Linked DNA regions of Homo sapiens: regions 2 and 3 are each linked to region 1. The links are chromatin loops, found by intact Hi-C in ENCODE. Cell type or tissue: CD4-positive, alpha-beta T cell. All regions are shown on one strand. Each heading gives the region's core, and the rest is flanking DNA. Links, peaks and the distances in the headings are about the cores only.

The links. A loop is a pair of places that touch in the nucleus more often than their neighbours do. Peaks named below come from ENCODE experiments on the same cell type or tissue, not always from the same donor. Only the 100,000 strongest peaks of a DNase experiment are listed, where the experiment ranks them.
Region 2: it touches region 1 in a loop (5-fold over the local background); 6 of 110 quality-filtered maps call a loop at or near these places.
Region 3: it touches region 1 in a loop (4-fold over the local background); 24 of 110 quality-filtered maps call a loop at or near these places.

The regions. Positions count from the first base shown.
Region 1 is chr22:37,263,503-37,270,119 of GRCh38, reverse strand. It overlaps LOC107985576 (a long non-coding RNA gene), which reads left to right and starts at 4,563. Exons shown (of 3, transcript XR_001755534.1): 1 at 4,563-5,316; 2 at 6,165-6,260. RefSeq lists enhancers at 2,573-2,762, 2,783-2,842. In CD4-positive, alpha-beta T cell, for the core only: CTCF peaks have their summits at 2,702 and 2,907; DNase peaks (open chromatin) are centred at 1,929 and 2,869; H3K4me3 peaks cover 967 bases; H3K27ac peaks cover 549 bases.
Region 2 is chr22:37,564,469-37,571,085 of GRCh38, reverse strand. It overlaps CDC42EP1 (CDC42 effector protein 1), which reads right to left. Exons shown (of 3, transcript NM_152243.3): 2 at 4,274-5,014; 3 at 1,681-2,978. The coding sequence starts at 4,736. The coding sequence ends at 2,266. It overlaps LGALS2 (galectin 2), which reads left to right. Exons shown (of 4, transcript NM_006498.3): 3 at 351-510; 4 at 674-838. The coding sequence ends at 823. Among named protein-coding and RNA genes, the nearest start is that of CDC42EP1, 7.3 kb to the right of the region's middle. RefSeq lists enhancers at 613-1,121, 1,458-1,602, 1,350-1,644, 2,611-3,262 and a cis regulatory region at 1,523-1,536. In CD4-positive, alpha-beta T cell, for the core only: CTCF peaks have their summits at 3,396 and 3,595 (motif pointing right); DNase peaks (open chromatin) are centred at 3,635 and 4,535; H3K4me3 peaks cover 1,206 bases; H3K27me3 peaks cover 279 bases.
Region 3 is chr22:37,313,159-37,319,775 of GRCh38, reverse strand. It overlaps CYTH4 (cytohesin 4), which reads right to left. Exons shown (of 13, transcript NM_013385.5): 13 at 4,435-6,337. The coding sequence ends at 6,265. It overlaps LOC105373024 (a long non-coding RNA gene), which reads left to right. Exons shown (of 4, transcript XR_938232.3): 2 at 2,271-2,384. Among named protein-coding and RNA genes, the nearest start is that of CYTH4, 34 kb to the right of the region's middle. RefSeq lists an enhancer at 985-1,842. In CD4-positive, alpha-beta T cell, for the core only: CTCF peaks have their summits at 2,534 and 2,739 (motif pointing left); DNase peaks (open chromatin) are centred at 2,745 and 4,965; H3K27ac peaks cover 1,164 bases.

The DNA.
Region 1 (6,617 bases), core at 950-5,949:
AATTTTAACTGGGGTGAGATAATATCTTATTGTGGTTTTATTGTATTTCCCTGACGACTGGCAACGTTGAACATTTGTTTTTCATGTTATCTGTTGGCTATCTGCATGTCTTCTTTTGAGAAATGTCTATTCAAGTCTTTTGCCCATTTAAAAATTGTATTTTTTTTTCTTCCTGTTGAGTTATTTGAGCTCCTTCTGTGTTCTGGACATTAATTCTTTGTTGGGTGGATAGTTTGCAAATATTCCCTCCCATTCTATAGGTTGCCTCTTCTCTCTGTGGATTGTTTCCTTTGCCATGCAGATGTTTTTGGCTTGTTGCATTCCCCATTTGTCTATTTTTGCTTTTGTTGCCTGTGCTTTCGAGGTCTTATAAAAAAAAAAAACACTTTGTCCAGACCAATGTCCTGAGGCATTTTCTCTATGCTTTCTTCTAGTACTTTCCTAGTTTCGAGTCTTACATTTATGTCTTTAATCCATTTTGAGCTGATTTTTGTGTGTGGTGGGAGACAGGGGTCTAGGTTCCTTCTTCTGCATGCTGATATCCAATTTTCCTGGTCCACTTACTGAAGAGACTGTCCTTTCCTCAGTGTATATTCTTGGTGCCTTTGTAAAAAACCATTTGGCTGTAAATACGTGGATTTATATCTGGGTTTTCTATTCTGTTCCATTGGTCTATGTGTCCATTTTTGTTTTTGTTTTTGTTTTCTGAGACAGAGTCTTACTTCTTGCCCAGGCTGGAGTGCAGCAGCGCCATCTCCGCTCACTGCAATCTCCACCTCCCGGGTTCAAGCGATCCTCCCACCTCAGCCTCCCAAGTAGCTGGGAATACAGGCAAAAGCCACCATGGTTGGCTAATTTTTGTAGTTTTAGTAGAGACGGGGTTTCACCTTGTTGGCCAGGCTGGTCTTGAACTCTGACCTCAAGTGAACTCCTGCCTCAGCCTCCCAAAGTGCTGGGAATACAGCTGTGAGCCACTGCACCTGGCCTATGTGTCTACTTTTATGCCAGTACCATGCTGTTTTGGTTACTATAGCCTGGTGGTATGTTTTGAAGTCAGGTAGTGTGATGCCTCCAGCTTTCTTCCTTTTGCTCAAAGGCCCTGAATGCTTTGTCCATACAGATTGCATACAGATTTTAGGATTTTTTTTTTCTATTTCTGTGATGAATGTCATTGATATTTTGGTAAAGATTATATTGAATCTGTAGATCCCTTTGTGTGGTATGGACATTTTAACAATATTAATTCTTCCAATCCATGAACATGGGTTATTTTTCCATGTTTTTGTGTCCTCTTCAGTTTCTCTCATCAGTGTTTTATAATTTTCATCATAGAGATCTTTTCCCTCTTAGGTTAAATTTATTCATGGCTGGGCATGGTGGCTCACGCCTGTAATCCCAGCACTTTGGAAAGCCGAGGCGGGTGGATCACGAGGTCAGGAGATAGAGACCATCCTGGCTAACACGGTGAAACCCCGTCTCTACTAAAAATACAAAAAAAAAAAAAAAAAATTAGCCAGGTGTCATGGCGGGCATCTGCTGTCCCAGCTACTCGGGAGGCTGAGGCAGGAGAATGGCGTGAACCCGGGAGGTGGAGCTTGCAGTGAGCCGAGATCGCACCATTGCACTCCAGCCTGGGCAACAGAACGAGACTCTGTCTCAAAAAAAAAATTATTCGTAAGTGTGGTTTTTTTTTTTTTTTTGCAGCTATTATAAATGGGATTGCTTTTTTCTTTTTCAAGTTGCTTCCTACCGGTGTAAAGAAACACTTCTGATTTTTGTATGTTGATTTTGCGTCTTGCAACTTCACTGAATTTATTAGTCCTAACCATTTTTGAATGGAGTGTTTGGGTTTTTGTAAATATAAGATGATGTCATCTGCAAAAAGGGACAATTTTACTTCCTGCTTTCCAGTTTGGATGCCATTTTTTTCTTTCACTTGCCCAATTGCTCCGGGTAGGGCTAGAGTTTCAGTTTTGCAACCTTAAAAAAGTTGCACATTGTGAATGTACTTAATGTCACTGAACTTTACACTTCAAATGGTAAAAATGGTACATTTTCTGTTATGTATATTTCACTACAATTAAAACAACACAAATGAAGCCCTACAGAAAAGTTTTTTAAAAGGCCACCAAAAACCCTAGAAAGCTCTGGGAGGCACCCAGTGCGAGACCCGCACAGAGGGGCTCAGGCCTGAGATCAGGCCACCAAGCTGGGCAGACATGGCCAGCTCCTCCCCGTTACTGCTGGCTGCCCCGCTATAGTGAGCTTCCCTCTCTGGGCCTCAGCTTCCTTTTCTGTAAAACAGGGTTAGTGACCAGGTGCGGTGGCTCATGCCTGTAATTCCAGCACTTTGGGAGGCCGAGGTGGGTGGATCACCTGAGATCAGGAGTTCGAGACCAGCCTGACCAACAAGGTGAAACCCTGTCTCTGCTAAAAATACAAAAATTAGCCGGGCATGGTGGCAGGCGCCTGTAATCCCAGCTACTCAGGAGGCTGAGACAGGAGAATCGCTTGAACTCGGGAGGTGGAGGTTGCAGTGAGCCGAGATCGCACCACTGCACTCCAGTCTGAGTGATGGAGTGAGACTCCGTCTCAAAAACAAAACGAAAAACAGAAAACAAAAACAAAAAAACCGGGGTTAGTGACGACGCCTCCCTCAAGGGAAGGTTGTTTTTGTTTCATTTTTTCAAACAAGGGAAGTTTTGCAGAATGTAATGAAATAATCCATGTAAGGCAGTCAGCACAGAGCACGGCCACGAGTGGCCGAGGGAAGTGGGCCTGGGGTCTCTCAGCTCTCCAGAGCCGAGGCCCACAGGAGGAGCCAGACCAGAGTCGGGGCAGGGGTCTGGCCCTCCTTGCCCCACCCCTCGTCGGTTTCCTAGGTGACCAAAGCCAGCCCGCGGGCTCCCCTGCGTGGTCGCCGCGGGGATGGCACTCAGAGAACCCACCGCCTGGGGCTCCCCTGTGAACGAGGGGACCTCTGAGGGTCCTTCAGCCCCAATACCCAGGTATCCGTGGGGCTGGATTCTGGCCGGGAACAGGGCTGGACCCCTAGGAGCCCGTCACATGGGGGAGGCAATCCAATCCAGGATGATTCCGCTGACACGTAACGAGTTCTTGAAACAGTATGAACGGGAGTGGTAAGGATGGATTCCACATGGGGAGAACTGGGGAAGGGGTTGTCAGGTGTAGGGGTTGGGTTAGGAGAGCTGGCTTGGAAGAGGGAAGGGCACCGGGTGGTGGGGACAGCATGTGCAAGCCACAGAGGTGGAGACTGGGCGACCTCTGTGTACACTGGTGGGCAGGAGCACGCACTTAACGCTGAGTGAGTGTATGCGTGTGGCTTTAGCGGGAAGCAGGGGGGATGAACCTCAAAGGAGAAATGGGCCAGGTGCCCACGCCTGTAATCCCAGCGCTTTGAGAGGCCGAGGCCAGCGGATCATCTGAGGTCAAGAGTTTGAGACCAGCCTGGCCAACATGGTGAAACCTAGTCCTTACTAAAAATACAAAAATTAGTCGGGTGTGGTGGCACATGCCTGTAATCTCAGCTACTTGGGAGGTTGAGGCAGGAGAATCGCTTGAACCTGGGAGGTGGACGTTGCAGTGAGCTGACATCTCACCACTGCACTCCAGCCTGGGCCACAGAGTAAGACTCTGTCTCAAAAAAAAAAAAAAAAAGAGAAATGGGAGCCAGGTGGTGAGAGGCTCTGAATGCCAGAACACCATTTACTCTTCTTATTTTTTTCAGATTGGCAATAGGTAAGAAAGAAACCCTCCTTGGTGGGAAATGTCTCTTGTGCCAGATGCCTTGTCCCAAGTGCTCCTCAGTACAACCCTTTGAGATTCTGTTATGAGCCTGCCTTGCCTATGAGTGAGGCTGAGCCTTGGAGAGGTGTCCTCACTCCCTCTGGGTCACATGCCAGATGGTGGAGACCTGAGAACCGGGAACCAAGGTGAGCCCTGATTTGCAGTTTAGAAAGGTCACTCTGGCTGTCATGTGAAGGAAGGACTTGATGGACAGATTAAATGCAGACAGGCCTCTTAGGAGGCTGTTACAAAGGCCCAGGCCAGGGGTGCTGATGGTTGGGGGTACAGAGGATCTGGGGTGTGAGGGACCTTTGTGAGAGGTAATTAGATACTGAAACTGACTGGTCCTGGTGAAAAATCGAGGGTGAAGGTGAGCAGAGTGAAGGATGACTTTGAGGTTTCCAGCCTGGGAGACTGGCGGGTGATGGTGCTGTTTCTACAGGGGGCTGAGCCAGCTTAGTGGGCAGTAGGTTAATGATGGCTGCAAATTCTTTTTTTTTTTTTTTTTTGAGATGGAGTCTCGCTCTGCCGCCCAGGCTGGAATGCAATGGCATGATCTCGGCTCACTGCAACCTCCACCTCCCGGGTTCAAGCCATTCTCCTGCCTCAGCCTCCCAAGTAGGTAAGACTACAGGCATGTGCCACCATGCCTGGCTAATTTTTTGTATTTTTAGTAGAGACAGGGTTTCACCGTGTTGGCCAGGCTGGTTTCAAACTCCTGACCTCAAGTGATCCGCCCGCCTTGGCCTCCCAAAGTGCTGAGCCACTGTGCCCAGCCGATGGCTGCAAATTCTGTGCTCCTCTTTCCATTGAGCGGGGGAGTTTATTCCTTTCTTAGTACCTGGGCTTGGGCCCAGGACTCACGTGACCCATGGAACAGAGGTCCAGCTGGTATTCCATTGCCTGGCTATGGCAACTCGTTCAAGAGTGGTTTGGTGACCTGAGTAAGTCCAGTGAGATTCAGTCCTGGGACTTTTGCTGGAACAACTAGACAAAGAAAACTCCTTTCCAGTTGTGATGTCCAGCTGGGAAGATGATGTGAATCTGGAGTTCTAAGTACCAGAAGGATCCTAAGAATGAAGCCACAGCAGAGGAAGGTGAGTGGGGAGATGTGCAACAACAGCTATTGAGGCTGGATGGTATCATATGGGCCTCTGCATCATCAATGCTGGAAGCCCAGACAACTTGGTTACGTGAGCCAGCTAATTCCCTTTATGGCTATGACAAATATTAAAAAGTAGGCTCACTCAACAGCTATTCTCAATCCCTCTCCAGCTCTCCTTCCTCTACTAACTACAGAGTCTGAAACCTAAATTGTTATTTCCCAGCCTCCTTTGCAGCCAAGGATGGCCATGTGACCTTTCTGGCCAACCAGGGTCCCTGGAGAGGGTGGCCCTTCCTGAATAAAAGGAAATTCTCATGAGGAGAAGGCAGTGTTTGGCCCCCTTCCCTGCTGCTTGGAAAGTGGGTGTGAGGCTGGCAGGTGCAGCCAACTTGCAGCTCTCAACGGTAAGCATGAGGGGCAGAGCAAGTGCTGAGGGTGATGGGACCAAAACACAGAAGGGCCCAGGTTTCTGATGGCACTGCTGGGCTGCAGCTCCAGTCCCAGGCTGCCTCCTGACACCCTGCTGAGTGAGATCAACAAAGCCCTGCCCGAGCAAGCCCTGCTGCTTGTCTGCAGTGGAGTATGAGTGTGCTGACACATGGAGTGAGACAGAGGAGCCCAAACCAGTGCAAGGAGACAACTGGAAAAATATTGAAAAGGGGAGGGAGTGGCCCTAGCCAAGTGATGCAGAGAGGCAGGGTAGGAGTGGGCTAGGGCCCAGGTCGACTCACTCACCTTCCATTCTACCCCGCCTCACCCTCCTATACTGCAGAGGCTAGCAAGCTAAAGCCACCCTTCCTCCCGGATCCCTTGCAGCTATGATTCTGGATGTGAATTAGATCCTACCAATGGGATTTGCTCCCATGAGATTTGGAAAGCAGCTGTCTTCTTGCTGCTCTTGGCAGTCATTGCTGGCAAGTGACCTTGTGGGTGTCAATAAGCAGTTGCAGCAGAGGACGCAGTGCTGGACCCTGTGTCGTAGTATCTGGACTCTGACTTCCTGAGGCTCAAGATTCGGGTACAGCAGTGGTGGTAGCATCCTAACCCCTGGGTGGCAGCCACAGTGGGGGGTTTAGAGGTGGCCCCTGACTCCTCACCTTCCTGGCTGTGGCCTCGGTGGCAGCCCCTCTTGGTCAGTTCTGTGGTGTCCTGGGAGTCATTTCTGGAAACTGGCCCTGGAGCACGCTCCCTGAGTACATCTTATGATGTTGTAGGTGCTGAATTTCCTATGTTCAATCTCTTTCTGCTTAAGATACCTAATGTGGCTTCTAGTCCTTACACTGAAACATGACTGATACAAGGACCAAGAAGTGACCGTTGGATTTAGAAACCTGGACGTCATACGTAGGTGAGCCTCAAGGGAGCATTTTCACTGGAGTGGTGGTGTAGGGCCATCCATTGTGGGAGCCGTTAGCACCTGTATTAATTCTCCAGGGCTGCCATGTCAAAGGACCACAGATCGGGAGGCTTCAACAACAGGAATGTACTTTTTCACAGTTCTGGAGTCTGGAAGTCCAAGATCAAGGTGTCAGCAGGGTTGTTTCTTCTGAGGGCTCCCCTTGGCTAATGGTGGCCGTCTTCTCCCTGTGTCCCCACATGGGCTTCCCTCTGTGCGTGTCTGTGTCCTAATCTCCTCTTCTTATATGCACACCAGGCATATTGGGTGAGGGTCCACTCTCATGACCTCACTCTACCTGAATCACCT
Region 2 (6,617 bases), core at 848-5,847, 300 kb before region 1:
CCCATAGTGACAGGGAGCTCACCACCTTAGGTTGGCTGCTGGTGGCTAAATTTAATAGGTCTTCAGATATCTAAGAGATAGCATTTCTCTCTCCCAGGAGAGCCACCCCCAATTCCCGAAGCTGTCACTATCAGTTACCCTTCTCTCAACAGCGTGATCCCTGCTCCAAATGGAATGTGCTACCACAGTGCTAAGTCTGAGCAGGTTGTTACCTCCCTTGTTTTAAGGCACAGATCTCAACTAACACAAGCTTTGATTCTTCCAGCTTGTGGTCAACCAAGGTCCTCCAACCCAAGCTGCTTTATCCAGGCCTGAGCCCTGAACCTCACCTGCTACCCCTTCTCCTGCAGCTTTGTAATTAATCTGGGCCAGGGGACAGACAAGCTGAACCTGCATTTCAACCCTCGCTTCAGCGAATCCACCATTGTCTGCAACTCATTGGACGGCAGCAACTGGGGGCAAGAACAACGGGAAGATCACCTGTGCTTCAGCCCAGGGTCAGAGGTCAAGGTGAGGTCAAAGGGGGAAAGGGCACTGGGGTGATGTCAAGGGGAGGGCCCAGATGGAAGAGAGCCTGGCCTGGACACAGGTGCTGGCCTTGTTTGAGCCATCAGGCACTGCCCTGGCCCATTTCCAGGGCCTCCTGCCTCCTTGACACCCTCCCTCCCCACAGTTCACAGTGACCTTTGAGAGTGACAAATTCAAGGTGAAGCTGCCAGATGGGCACGAGCTGACTTTTCCCAACAGGCTGGGTCACAGCCACCTGAGCTACCTGAGCGTAAGGGGCGGGTTCAACATGTCCTCTTTCAAGTTAAAAGAATAAAAGACTTCCAGCCGAGATTCTCTGTCCTGGTTCTTCTTCCGAGTCACACCAGGATCAACAGAGCTTGGGTGTGTTCCCCTATCCCTACCTGCAGTTCCTGCCCCAGGGCTAAAAGCAAACAAAATAATCTGTTTTTATCGAGTCTTCCTGTGGCAAGAACTGTGGCTTGTGACTCCTTTCTCTCTTGGGTCCCTCAAGTTTACAAAAACATGGGATACCCCTGGTCTGAGGACCTCTGAATGAAGGCACCCCATGATCCAGAATGTCCTGCTCTCAGGGATCCTGAGGTCCCGTAGTGATCCTGCCTCCTGCCACACATCCTCTGGTTGCATACCTGTAGTGACAGGGAGTGCACCACCTCACGTTAGCTGTTTGTGGCTAAATTTAACCGGTCTTCCGATACCTAAGGAGGGCATTTCTCTTTCCGTGCATTTTAATGCTCCTGGCATTTTCATAATACTGAGGAGGAAACAGATATGAGGACACCCGGCTGCCATGTTGGGAGGCTGAGACATGCTCCCAACAGTCCTACGCACTTGCTTCTGTCTACTTGCCCCCACTATCGCCAGAGCAAATGCCATGCTGCCCTGTGGGATTATGGGGCAGACACGAGTCCCAGGCACCTGGGCCAGGGGCTGTTCCCGGAACTGCAGATAAGGGCTCCCACCTGGGCCTCTTATCTCAGGGGCGTTCCAGCCTGGTTACTCATTACCCTCCCCTTGGCGCGTCCACTTCCCTTCCCTGCTGGGGGCCTTGATGGGGGATCCTTGGCTTTCTAAACTCCCTGGAGGGGAGGGGACTGAAGCAGACAGAGCTGATGCTGTTGTCCCAGGTCCCCAAGCATCTTGCAGGACACCTTTTATCAAAACAGCCTTATTTAATCAGGCCCCAGAGGCAAGTCTGGGGTATACAGGCAGGTGGGATTCCTCCCCGGGAGGTCATACCTGACCTTTCTGGGGTAAGAGGGAGGCTGGGGCGGGGATGTTGGGGAAGCGGCCTGGGAGACGGCTGTCAGGGTTGCAGCAGGGACGCTCTGGGATGAGCTGGGGGCAGGCGGTCCCTTTGGGAGGTGAGACAATGGCCCTGTGTGGTACACTCCCTGCCCCCCACCCCCCACGGGCCGCTTGGTCTGGCACAAAGGACACACTGTGAGGCTGGGTCCTCCAGCTGGTGGGGGTGGCATGGAGTGGGGCCTAAGGAACAGCTATTAGGTCCAGAGTGGCAGTCGGGGGAGGTGGTCAGTTTGGCAGGGCCTCTGGGAGCATAAAAGTCCCAGAGCAAGCCTGGCCTTCCCTGTCCTCCCTCCCATGTCTGTCCTGCAGAGGTGGGGAGGGGTTTAGGGGCAACATGACTTCTCCCCTCTCCGGTCTGGTAGGAACCAGCTGTTAGGTGAGGGGCCGGCTCTGCACCTAGGTGGGGCCCTGGGACCGTGCCCCAGCCCCTCACACCTTGACCTCATCATCCTCCTCAGCATCCGCAAATTCAAAGGTGTTTGCTTGCACTGTGCTGGGCACTGGGGTCCTGCTGCCTGCCTGGGGCGCCCTCCACTCTTCGTCCAGGCTCTCCCAGGAGGCCCGGGCTTGGGGCAGCACCTCCACCCGCTCCTGCCGCGCATCCATCTCTGGGTAGTGGTGGCCGCCATCCCAGCCTGCTCCCCAGTGCCTGCCGAGGGCAGGGCCAGCAGGTCCTCGGGGACCCCCTCCCACTGGGCTGGACTTCACCTCAGCCACTGGGCCCAACCCAGCTGTTACCCCATTGGGACAGTGTCCATGGGGTGTGGAGCTTGCGGCAGGGGCTGGGGGATTTGCAGCAGGACCCGTGGGGGTTGCGGCAGGTGCTGAGGGGTTTGCAGCAGGCGCTGGGGGGTTTGCAGTAGTGGCTGGGGGGTTTGCAGCAGGACCCGTGGGGTTTGCAGTAGGGGCTGGGGGGTTTGCAGCGGGGGCTGGAGTCTCAGCTGCAGGGGCTTCTGGGAGGCTCATGACCCCTAGCAGCTCGCTGAGGAGTGAGGGCCCAAGGTCGAGGTCCAGGCGGAAGGACAAGAGAGAGTCAGAGCGGCGAAGCCCGGGCTCAGAGGGGAAGGAACCATCCCGGTCTCGGTCATGCGGCTTTTCCGAGCGGGGCAGGCGGGAGATGGTGCAGAACCCAGAGTCCAGGCCTAGAAGAGAAATGGGCAGTGGGCTCAGAGCTGGGGTCCCTCACCAGGAATTCAGGAGGGGAGACAGGACCAGTCCTGGCTTGCTGTGTGGCCTCTGGCTAGTCCCTCCCCTCTCTGGCCTCGGTTTCTCCCATCTTTCCAATAGAATACACTCCATGGTCACCTGTGTGATCTTCCTGTCTACCCCGAAAGCTGAAAATCATCATTATCCTCATTTCCATTATGCAGATGGGGAAAGTGAGGCTCAGTTTGGGATGGGGCGAAGGAGCTAGCCCAAGGCCATAGAAGTCTGACGAGGTGGAATCAAGTCTGGAGCTCAAATCTCCTCTCAGTCCCAACTGTGACCTCAGCCATGGCCACCGGCTCCCTGCCATGACGCTGGCCGATGGCTGCAGGTGAACCCATAGCACGTGAGCTGGTTTGTGGACACAGGATGGGACCAGCAATCAGGGTCTGACTGTATAGAAATGAAGGACAGACATGTCCAGCCCCTGCTTCCAGGACTACAGACCTGAGACAGAATCGGGTTTCTGTGGACCAGTCCTCAGTGCGGTTCTGAGCAGCCGCCTGGGGCAGGGGTGTTAGAGCCACTCCCGCAAGGCAGGGAGTGGCCACCAGGTGGCAGCAGGGGCCCATGGTTCTCAGGTGAGCTCTGACCGAACGGCCAAGGTGGCACTTCTGGCTGGGCAGGAAGGCCTGTGGCTTGCGGTTCCTGTGAGTGGTTTCCCAAATTTGTCGAGTTACAGGAAACCAAGTTCAGATAACAACAGCTCCAGTGTCCTGAGCACCTACTAAGTATCAGCCCCCCTGCGCCTCTCCTGGCACTGAATCTTAGCAATGACCCCGAGAGACTCATTATCCAGGCGAGGACTTGAACTTATAGAGGTCAACTGACTTCCTGAAATTCAGGCAGAACTGGATTGGAATCTAGAGCCCAGGCCCTTCACCTCTCCATGATATCATTCCGACATGAGGGGAAGGCTTTGGTTGAAGGGGGCAAGAATGGGTGGGTGACTGGTTCAGCTAAGGCCCAGAGAGGGGGATGTGCTTGCCCAGGTCACACAGCAAGTGAGGGGCAGCTAGAATTCAAACTCCACCTCCTCACTCTCAACCTCAGGTGTTTTGGGGAGTCAGCTTGTTCCCACCACTGCACCCCCTCCCCATCCATGATGTGGGGTCTGGGCCTGACCTCTGTGGTCACTTGGAGCTCACTTGGAGCTTGGAGGAGCCACTGAACCCCTCTGGGCCTCAGCCTCAGCCTCTGAAAAGTGGGCCAAGATGGCCCAGGCCCTCACCGTAGCTGGAGTGGCCGTCCGTGGAGCTGGTGGGGCTGCTGTCGAAGCTGAGCTTGCCAACCACGAGGCTGTCGTAGGCGGCCTGGTTGAGCTGGGGCAGGGAGATGGCGTTCTTGATGATGGGGGAGATGGCCGGTGGAGCCGGGGAGGGTGCAGGGGGAGATGCCATCCTCCGGGGGGGCGCCCCCACCCTCCGCACCAGCTGCAGCTTCTTGGCCAGGAAGCTGCGGGGTGAGCGATGGGTGCTCCCGGAGCTGCCACCGTGGTTGCTGAGGAAGGACGTGTCCCCGAAGACATCCCCGCCACGGCCCACATGCATGGTGTGGCGGAAGTCCCCGAGTGGGTGGCTGATCATGTCTGCAGTCAGCCGCCTCTTTCCCTGTGAACTGGACACCCAGCCCACAGGCGAGAGCTTGCCCAGGCTCATGGTGGCGGCGCCTCTGCCCCCCTGGGGGCCGGGCATCAGCTCTGGCTGCTCACAGCTGCTAGTCCATGCCTACCAGGGGCCGGGGGAGGGAGGTGGGCTGGGCTTGGGATGGCTGCTCAGCTCCTTTGCCCTGGCGGAAGCTGTAAATGGCACTCTCCTAAGGTGAGGTCCCCAAATGCAGAGGCTGTGGGGGGTTCATGGCTCGTCTCTCCCAGGGGCCCGGCTCCCAGCCCCTCAGAAGCAGCTATAGATGTTCAAGCGCAGAGAAAGCACCCCCGAGGTGGTCGGCAACTCTCCTGCCCAGAGGTGGAGACCTGGAAGGAAGACAGAATGGGCGGTGACGGCAGGCCCGCGACAGAGGAGGAAATCCGGGGTCCAAACATTAGCAGCTGAAGAGGATAGATGATCACACCCAACTACACGGATGGAGGCCTCCAACTGACGCGGGGCAGAAGCTAGGCACACGGGGACCCAAGTGAGTCTGTGTATAGAAAGTTCAAGAACACAGCCGGGTGCGGTGGCTCATGCTGGTAATCCCAGCACTTCGGGAGGTTGAGGTGGGTGGCTCACCTGAGGTCAGGAGTTCGAGACCAGCCTGGCCAACATAGAGAAACCCCGTCTCTACTAAAAATACAAAACTTAGCCGGACGTGGTGGTGCGCACCTGTAATCCCAGCTACCCAGGAAGCTGTGGCAGGAGAATCACTTGAACCTTGGAGGCAGAGGTTGCAGTGAGCCAAGATCACATCACGGCACTCCAGCCTCGGCAACAAGAGCAACATTCCGTCTCAAAAAAAAAAAAAAAAAAAAAAAAAAAAACAAGGAAGTTCAGTAACAGGCAAAACCAATTGATGCTATTAGCAATCAGAATGATGGCAGCCTCTGAGCAGGTACTGACTGAATAGGGGACAAATAATTCATTGAGCTATACACTTAAGCCATGTATCAGGAAAAAATAGAAGCACTCATTCACTCATTCTAAGTCTGAGCAACATAATGAGACCTGGTTTTTACAAAAAAATTTTAAAAAAATTAGTTGGGTGTGGTGGTGTATGCCTGTGGTCCTAGCTACTCAGGAGGCTAAGAAGGGAGGATCCTTTGAGCCTAGGAGGTCAAGGCTGCAATGAGCCATGATTGTGTCACTGCACTCCAGTCTGGGAGACAGAGCAAGACCTTGTCTCAAAAAAAAAAAAAAAAAAAAGGAAAAAAAAAAGAAAGCACTTATTCTGCAGGGCCCACTTATGAAGCACTTACTAAGTGCCAAGACCTCACCCGCCTCATCGTTTAAACCCATACAATACTCCTGAGGGGCTGGGCGCGGTGGCTCACGCCTGTATTCCCAGCACTTTGGGAGGCCAAGGCGGGTGGATCACGAGGTCAGGAATTAGAGACCAGCCTGGCCAACATGGTGAAACCCCGTCTCTACCAGAAATACAAAAAATTAGCTGGGCGTAGTGGCGGGCGCCTGTAATCCCAGCTACTCAGGAGCCTGAGGCAGGAGAATTGCTTGAACCCGGGAGGCAGAGGTTGCAGTGAGCCGAGATTGCGCCACTGCACTCCAGCCTGTGCGACAGAGCGAGACTCCGTCTCACAAACAACAACAACAACAAAAACATTACTCCTGAGGGCAGCATGAGATTAGAGAGGGGAAACTGAGGCACAAAGTGACGTAACTTGCCTGAGGCTACGTAGTAAGAAATGGTGAAACAGGCCCCACATCCCAGAGCCCTGGAGCCCCAGGCTACACTGCCTCCTGCTGAGTAACTGAGTAAGTCACCTCCCTTCTCTGTGCATTAAAATCTCTGCCACGCAGCGAAGCCAGGAGGGAGCAGACACCTCACCAAAGCTTTGTGAAGCTGGGTAAACAGCCAGAGCAGAGGTTCCTCTGAACCATCCACCTTCAAGGAGCTTCCTGGAA
Region 3 (6,617 bases), core at 737-5,736, 50 kb before region 1:
GACCCAGGTGCCTGCCAGTACACACCACTGAGCCAAGACTAAATGGCCAAGAAAGGGGAGGGGGCGGAATCGGGCAGACAGGGGAGGGAGGGGCAAGTGGGAGAGGTGGGAGTGGGGAGAGGAGGAGGAGATAAGAGGGTGAGAGGGTGCGGAAGAGGAGGTGGGAAGGGCTTTCTGCTGAGCCCAGGACTCTTGTCTAACTCGCAGCTGAAGGTGTCCACGGGGAGGTCCTGCTGCCCCTCTGACGCAGTGTGACCTGTTCACCTCCCCTCCGCCCGACTCCTTCCCCACACCTGCCCTTCGCTGGGCTGTTTCGGGGAATGCTGTCACCTCCCACAAGTCTTAGCCCCGGAGGCCCATCAAGCCTCTTTCCTCCTGTCCAGCGACCGCTCTGTTCCTCCCTCACCTCCTCCAGCCCCCTGTGGCCCACCTAGCCTCCTTAATCCATCCCTTGAGTGGTCGATCCTAGGGGCTATCCCCAGACGGCTTCCAGCCGTCTCTCTCCTGCTTTGAACCCTTTCCTGGCTCCCCGTCACCGTCCTGGTAAAGTCACCCACGCAGGCTGGCCAGTGTGTCTCCGCTTCTGTTGCATTCCAAGTCCAGCTGTTCTAGGCAGGCCTCCTCCAGGCCCACCAAAGAATTCACCGCTTCTCAAATGTGCCAAACTCCTGTGTGGGGGCTCCGTGCTCCAGTCTCCCCAGGCCCCACAGCCCCTCTTCCCTCATCCTTACCGTCGCTCCCAACGCTGTCCCCATAGCGAGGTCACTTCATCCTCCTCCGCCGGCCCTGCCTGCAGACCAGATTCGCCCACGTTTCTCCAGAGCCCAGCGCCCGGCCTGGAACCACCACGGGAAGAGCATGTTCTCCCCAAAGAGGCCCTGTGGAGTCTGGCTTTTCTCCTGGAGGGTGGTTGTTGGATCTTGGGCAGAGGAGGCTGTGCTGTCAGGAAGAAGCCAAAAGGGATGGGACAACATTGCCAGACAGGGAGGGAGGTGGGGCTGGCTCGCGGGGACGGTCCAGAGAGGGTCCCCACTGGGCCAGGATCACATGGCAGTTTGGGGCAAGGCCAGGATTTTGACCCAGATGTGTGTCACTCTCTGGCTTCATTCTTCAGCCATTCTGGGTGCAGTCTGGAGAGTTGGGAGGCATGCAGGAGTGAGTGGCTGGGTCTCTGGTGCCCCTCAGAGGCCAGGCTCTCAGGACACTTGGGGTAGGAGGTGGTCCTCCCATTGAAGGGAAGGAGGGTCTGGAGCCTGCAGTGTCCTGGTGGGAGCAGGCCTGTCTTTGATGCTCACACTTGCAGACCCCTGGGGAAGGCCTGAGTCATCACTGAGCCGGCAAACATATTTAGCTCCTTTTATGTCCCTAATAAATCAATTTCTCCAGGTCTTTCATACCTGCCACTCGACTCGGGCTGCCTGCCCCCATCTCCTGTCCCCTGGCAGCTCTGTGTGCCAGGCTTCAAGATGGAGGGGCTCCTCCTCCCCAGGTACCTGGCAGGGGCCCACTCTGCCTTCTCCAAGCCCCGCTGCCCTGGCCTATTCCAACCCAGAGCCTTCTGTGCCAAGCTAGTCCTCCCTCAGGCTGGGATGTCTCCGTTCAGCAGCCACATTACTGAATGCCCCCTCAGAGCTTCATGCGGCCAAAGCTGCAGCCCCAGAGCTGCAAGGATCCTGCACTGTGCACGCAGCTCAGTCCCAGCCAGCACCCAGCCTCCCTCAACCTTGCATTCTTTTGACTCACTGGGGCTTGTGTTTGGGGCCCAGGGGAGTTCCAGAAATACCTTGCCTCGACCTGCCCTCCTTGTCCTGTCTCCTACTGGCCCCACTGGCTGGAAGGCTCAGACCTCCACTTGGCTTATCTTTCCTGAGCACACCTCTTCCAAGAAGTCTTCCCAGATCTCCCCCACTACCCCACTGCCCACATGAATCTTTCCCCCTCAAATGGCCCCAATTCCATGTTTTTGTAGCTCCATGAATGCATGCCCACAGTCTGCCTTGTGACCATAATAATAGTAGCATGTAACGTCCCAGGAGCTGCCTAACGCTGTTGTTAGCATTTTACATATATTTAATTATTTCCATTTTATAGATGGGAAACCTGAGGCTCAGAGAGCTTAGGAAACCTGCTTAAGGCACAGGGTAGAGGTGAGCCTTCACCATGGCCCTCTGGGTGGCTCTGACGGCTACGTCACCCCCCCGCCCCGTGCCCTGACACAGTAATGGCTTTCGTGGTACCTGCTCATCTTCCTCCCCCGCCATCCCTTCCAGGGCAGGAGCTGTGTTGCAGCGGTGCCTGTTGCATGTGGAAGTCTCCCTTCAAGGTTTGCATCATGGAACTCACCTGGCCCAACCTCTCAGGGAGGAAAATTCCAACCAGAGAGGGTAAGCAACTCGTTCGGGGCCCCACAGCCAGAAAGCAAGAGTGCGCGAATCTCCCAGTGCCAGGCCCAATGCCAGCCCCAGCAGGGGTGACTGTGCCCAGCACGAGTGGCGGGGAGGCCCATGCTTGTTTGTGTCCATGGGTGTCTACTGGGCTGCTCGAGCCCTTGGGCCCTGATAGACCAGATGTCTCCCCCTTTAGGACGTCCAGGCCAGGGCTCTACTCCGGACAGAGACCCCGTCCCTGCAAGGGACAGCCAGTCAGCCCTGTCCAGCCCCGTCCAGCCCTGTCCAGCCCTGTGCAGCCAGTCCAGCCATTCTGACTGCAGCGTTGAAACCTCTTATCCACGTGTGGTGGGAGCCCCCTGCTGACCAGAGTGAGGAGTGGCAGAATGGCAGGAAGGTGAGCAGACATGCCCTGGAGAGACTCAGGGGGCCAGTGAGTCAGAGCCCAGCTCTCCATGCTCCTGGCTTGTGATGTGGCCTCTCCAGGTACTCCTGCATCTCCTGGAGGCACCAACGTTCTCATAGCTCTCTAGGCCTCTGGACATTTGCACCTGCTGATGCTGAGACCCAGAGGGCCTTTTATCAGTTAACTTCAGGTGAACTAGCAGTTATTGTGCACCTATTGTGTGCTGGGCACTCTGAGTATGTGCAAGGTCTGGCCCACAAGGAGCTCACAGTTCAGTGTGGGGCAGACATGAAGTGAGCTCACTGCATTATCAGGTGCGTGTCCTGTCCCCAGCCTGGCTGCCAATACTTGAGCACCCTCCTCAGAGAAGCCTCCCCGGATTGCCCTCTGCCCAGCCCAGCCCAGCCCAGCCCTCCACTGCCTGCTCTGCGTCCTCTGGAACAGCGTGTGTTCAGTACTGCAGGGATGTGAGCCCCATGCAGGCAGGGATTCGGCCTTGTTGTACCAGTGTCTGGGACAGTGCCTGGCACAACGTAGGTGCTCCATAAACATTTGTGGGATGTACAAATAAATGAAGGTTATTGAATTCAAGCTCCTCCGTTACCCACCAAGTGATCCTTGGAGCAGCAGTGCTTGCACTCCTCCAGCAACGGGGAACATTCTACTCACCTCCCGTGGCAGCAGGCTCTTTCTCTCTCTCTCTTTCTGTCTGTCTGTCTGTCTGTCTCTCTCCCTCCCCGCTCCTTCCTTCCTTCCTTTCTTTTTATTTTGAGACAGAGTCTCACTCTGTTGCCCAGGCTAGAGTGCAGTGGCATGATCTCGGCTCACTGCAACCTCTACCTCCCAGATTCAAGCAATTTTCCTGCCTCAGCCTCCCAAGTAGCTGGGATTACAGGCTTGCACCACCACGCCTGGCTAATTTTTTGTATTTTTAGACGGGGGGTCTCACCAGGTTGGCCAGCCTGGTCTCGAACTCCTAACTTCAGGTGATCTGCCCGCCTTAGCCTCCCAAAGTGCTGGGATTACAGGCGTGAGCCACCACGCCTGGCTCTTTTTTTCTTTTGAGATGGAGTCTTGCTCTGTCACCCAGGCTGGAGTGCAGTGGCACCATCTGGGCTCAATGACACCTCCGCCTCCCAGGTTCAAGCAATTCTCCTGCCTCAGCCTCCTGAGTAGCTGGGACTATAGGCACCCACCACCACGCCCAGCTAATTTTTGTATTTTTAATAGAGACGGGATTTCACCATGTTGGCCAGGCTGGTCTCGAACTCCTGACCTCAAGTGATCCTCCCACGTCGGCCTCCCAGAGTGTTGGGATTACAGGCGTGAGCCACCACGCCTGACCGGCAGCGGCTCTTTCTATCGTTAGACAGCATTGCCTGCTGGAAAGTCCTTTTGCCTTTCCCTGGGCTTGTCAGAACCAGCTTGCCTGCACCTGCTCTGTGGAAGCCCCATTGGCTGTCCAGCCCCTGGGGATGGCTCCTGTGCCAGTGTTCCGGGGATGGGGTCGTAGGGCCCTCTGAGTGACCAGCCTCCCTGCCTGGCCCTCCTGCCCTCCACTGGGAAAGGGACGGAGGTGGAGGGCCCGGTGGGGTCAAGGTGGCAGCCGCAGTCACAGAGAGGACAGAGCCCACTCACGAGTTGGATCAGGAGTTTTATTCTCTCTTTGGAATGACTCCCAGAACAGCCACTTATGCCCAGAAAATCCATGATCCCATCTCCTCCATGATGGAGGAAGCTGAGGACCAGAGAGGGGAAGGGAGTAGACTAAGGGAGTAGCCAGTGCATCCCAGGAGCAGGACAGAATCTCTGACCCCTGACCCCTAGCCCAGTGCTCCTTCCACCACCCCTGGCTGCTCCTTCATGGACCAATGAGGTGACAGAGGCAGGGCCTAGTTCACAGGCTGACAAGAATCTGCGGATGTCCTCAGATGTCCCACAAGGTGTCCTCCTGCAGACGCCCAACCCAGACCTTGTCTGCTGCAATATCACTACCAGTGCTTGCAGACCTCCAGAGACAGGAGTCTCACCACCTCGCAAGGCAGCTACTCCATCCTGACCCTGTGGAAGGTGTGCAAATGTGGGGGTGGGTGGGGACGAGGAGAGGTGCCTCGCGAGCTGCGGTTCCTTCTGGGGGATCCACCTGCTTCCTTGCCCACTCAGGCTGGCAGTGGGGCAGAGGCGGCCACATTTCCTGTTCCCCTGCCAAGGAATTTCCCTCCAGGGGCTCCCCTGGGCCTGTGTGAGGGGGTGAGAAGTGTTTCCTGTTAGTGGACTCCTCCTCCAGGCCAGGCCTCCCTGGAGACAGAGCTGGCTGCCCGGGTACTGGAAGTCAGCTCTACTCTGATAATACTTCTGCAGAGGGTCTCGAGATGCTGGGACCCGCCGGGCTGCCCTTTATCACCATGGGACTGCTCGTCAGTGGTCTTGCAGGAAAGCCATGGCCAAGACTCTCTCTCTCCAAGCATGAGCTCTGTGTTACTTTCTGGCTCAGCCACTGCCTCCAGGCAGCCCTCCTGTTAACCACAGTGCACGAAACTCTCCCTTCTTGGCTTCTTGGATATAGCACCCATCCTGCTTGAGTCCCATCTGTCTGGGATGTTCTCCGTCATTTTCTTGAGGGTCCCACCTGCTCCTCTCCCCGAAATGGACATCCTGGAAGGTGGAGTCTATACTGCTTTTCTCTCCCCAGCAACGTTGAATCCGGAGTCAGCCTGGGCTCCGCAAACAACGGCTGCCATCTCCAGCTGGAAGCTGGAGCACAGGGCTAGCAGGGGCCAATACGTTTCTAGTCCAAACACTGCAGTTTTGCAAGAACTAGAGAATGGGCATGACTTGGCAGAGGGCACACAGCGAGTCAGAGGCAGAGCTGGGACTGAGCTCGTGGGGTCCGGGCTCCTAGGGCAGTGCTCCCGGGGTTCTGTCCCGGGGTCCTGTCCGTGGGTCTGAGCTGTGTGTGTGCTGAGCTCTCTCAGGCAGAGAGGGCCAAGCCCAACCCGAGGACAGGGGAGGGGTTGGCAGAGATATCCCTGAAAAGGAAGAGCCTTGCCAGGGAGAAGAATCACTTAGGGACCCCACGGCCCCTCCTACGTTGAGGGCTGACAGCATCTAAGTGCAGAGAGCGCCTTCAGAGCCGAGGACACCGAAGTCCAGAGAGAAGAGAAGTTGCAGCATTCTGGGGCTGGTTTTCCTCTGGCTGCTCTCCTCACCCCTTCCTGTAGTGCACGTAGGGCAGGGGCCTGCAGCTGGGTGCCCAGGCCAGGGGGCCTCATTGCTGGACTCTGAGCCCACTGCAGCTCCCACCCACCCTCCTGAGCTCTGCCTTCCCCTCTAGAGTCAGCTCGAGGTAACGGGGAACAGCAATGATGTCTGTGGCCCAAAAGAGTGCACTGGGGTGGGAGGTGGGTCTCCAGGTGCTGCAGGCGATGGGACTCTCAGGGTGACCAGCCCCCAGTGCCACCTCCAGGAATCTCACTGCTTGCTGGCAATCTTCTTCTTCCGAGTAGAGACCAGGTCGTAGAAGGGGACACGGGTGATGCTGGCTCTAGAATGAGTGGGAGGAGAGATTTCAGGGCTGGACTGGCCGTCAAGGTGGTCTGCTCTCCCAGGGCTTGTATCAGGGGCATGGGATTCCCAGGGAGGTGTCAGCCTGCTCTGCCGCGGGGGAAAGGCCAGATGGCCCCAACAAAGGCTGTGCCAGGGTAAGTCCAGACTTGTAAGCCTAACCCAGTGTCCCATGGGCAGGGCCAGAGTGGGTGAGGCCTCCGATCAGGAGCTGAGAGCCTTGGGAATTCTACTCCCAAATGTCTCTGGGCCCCTCTCCA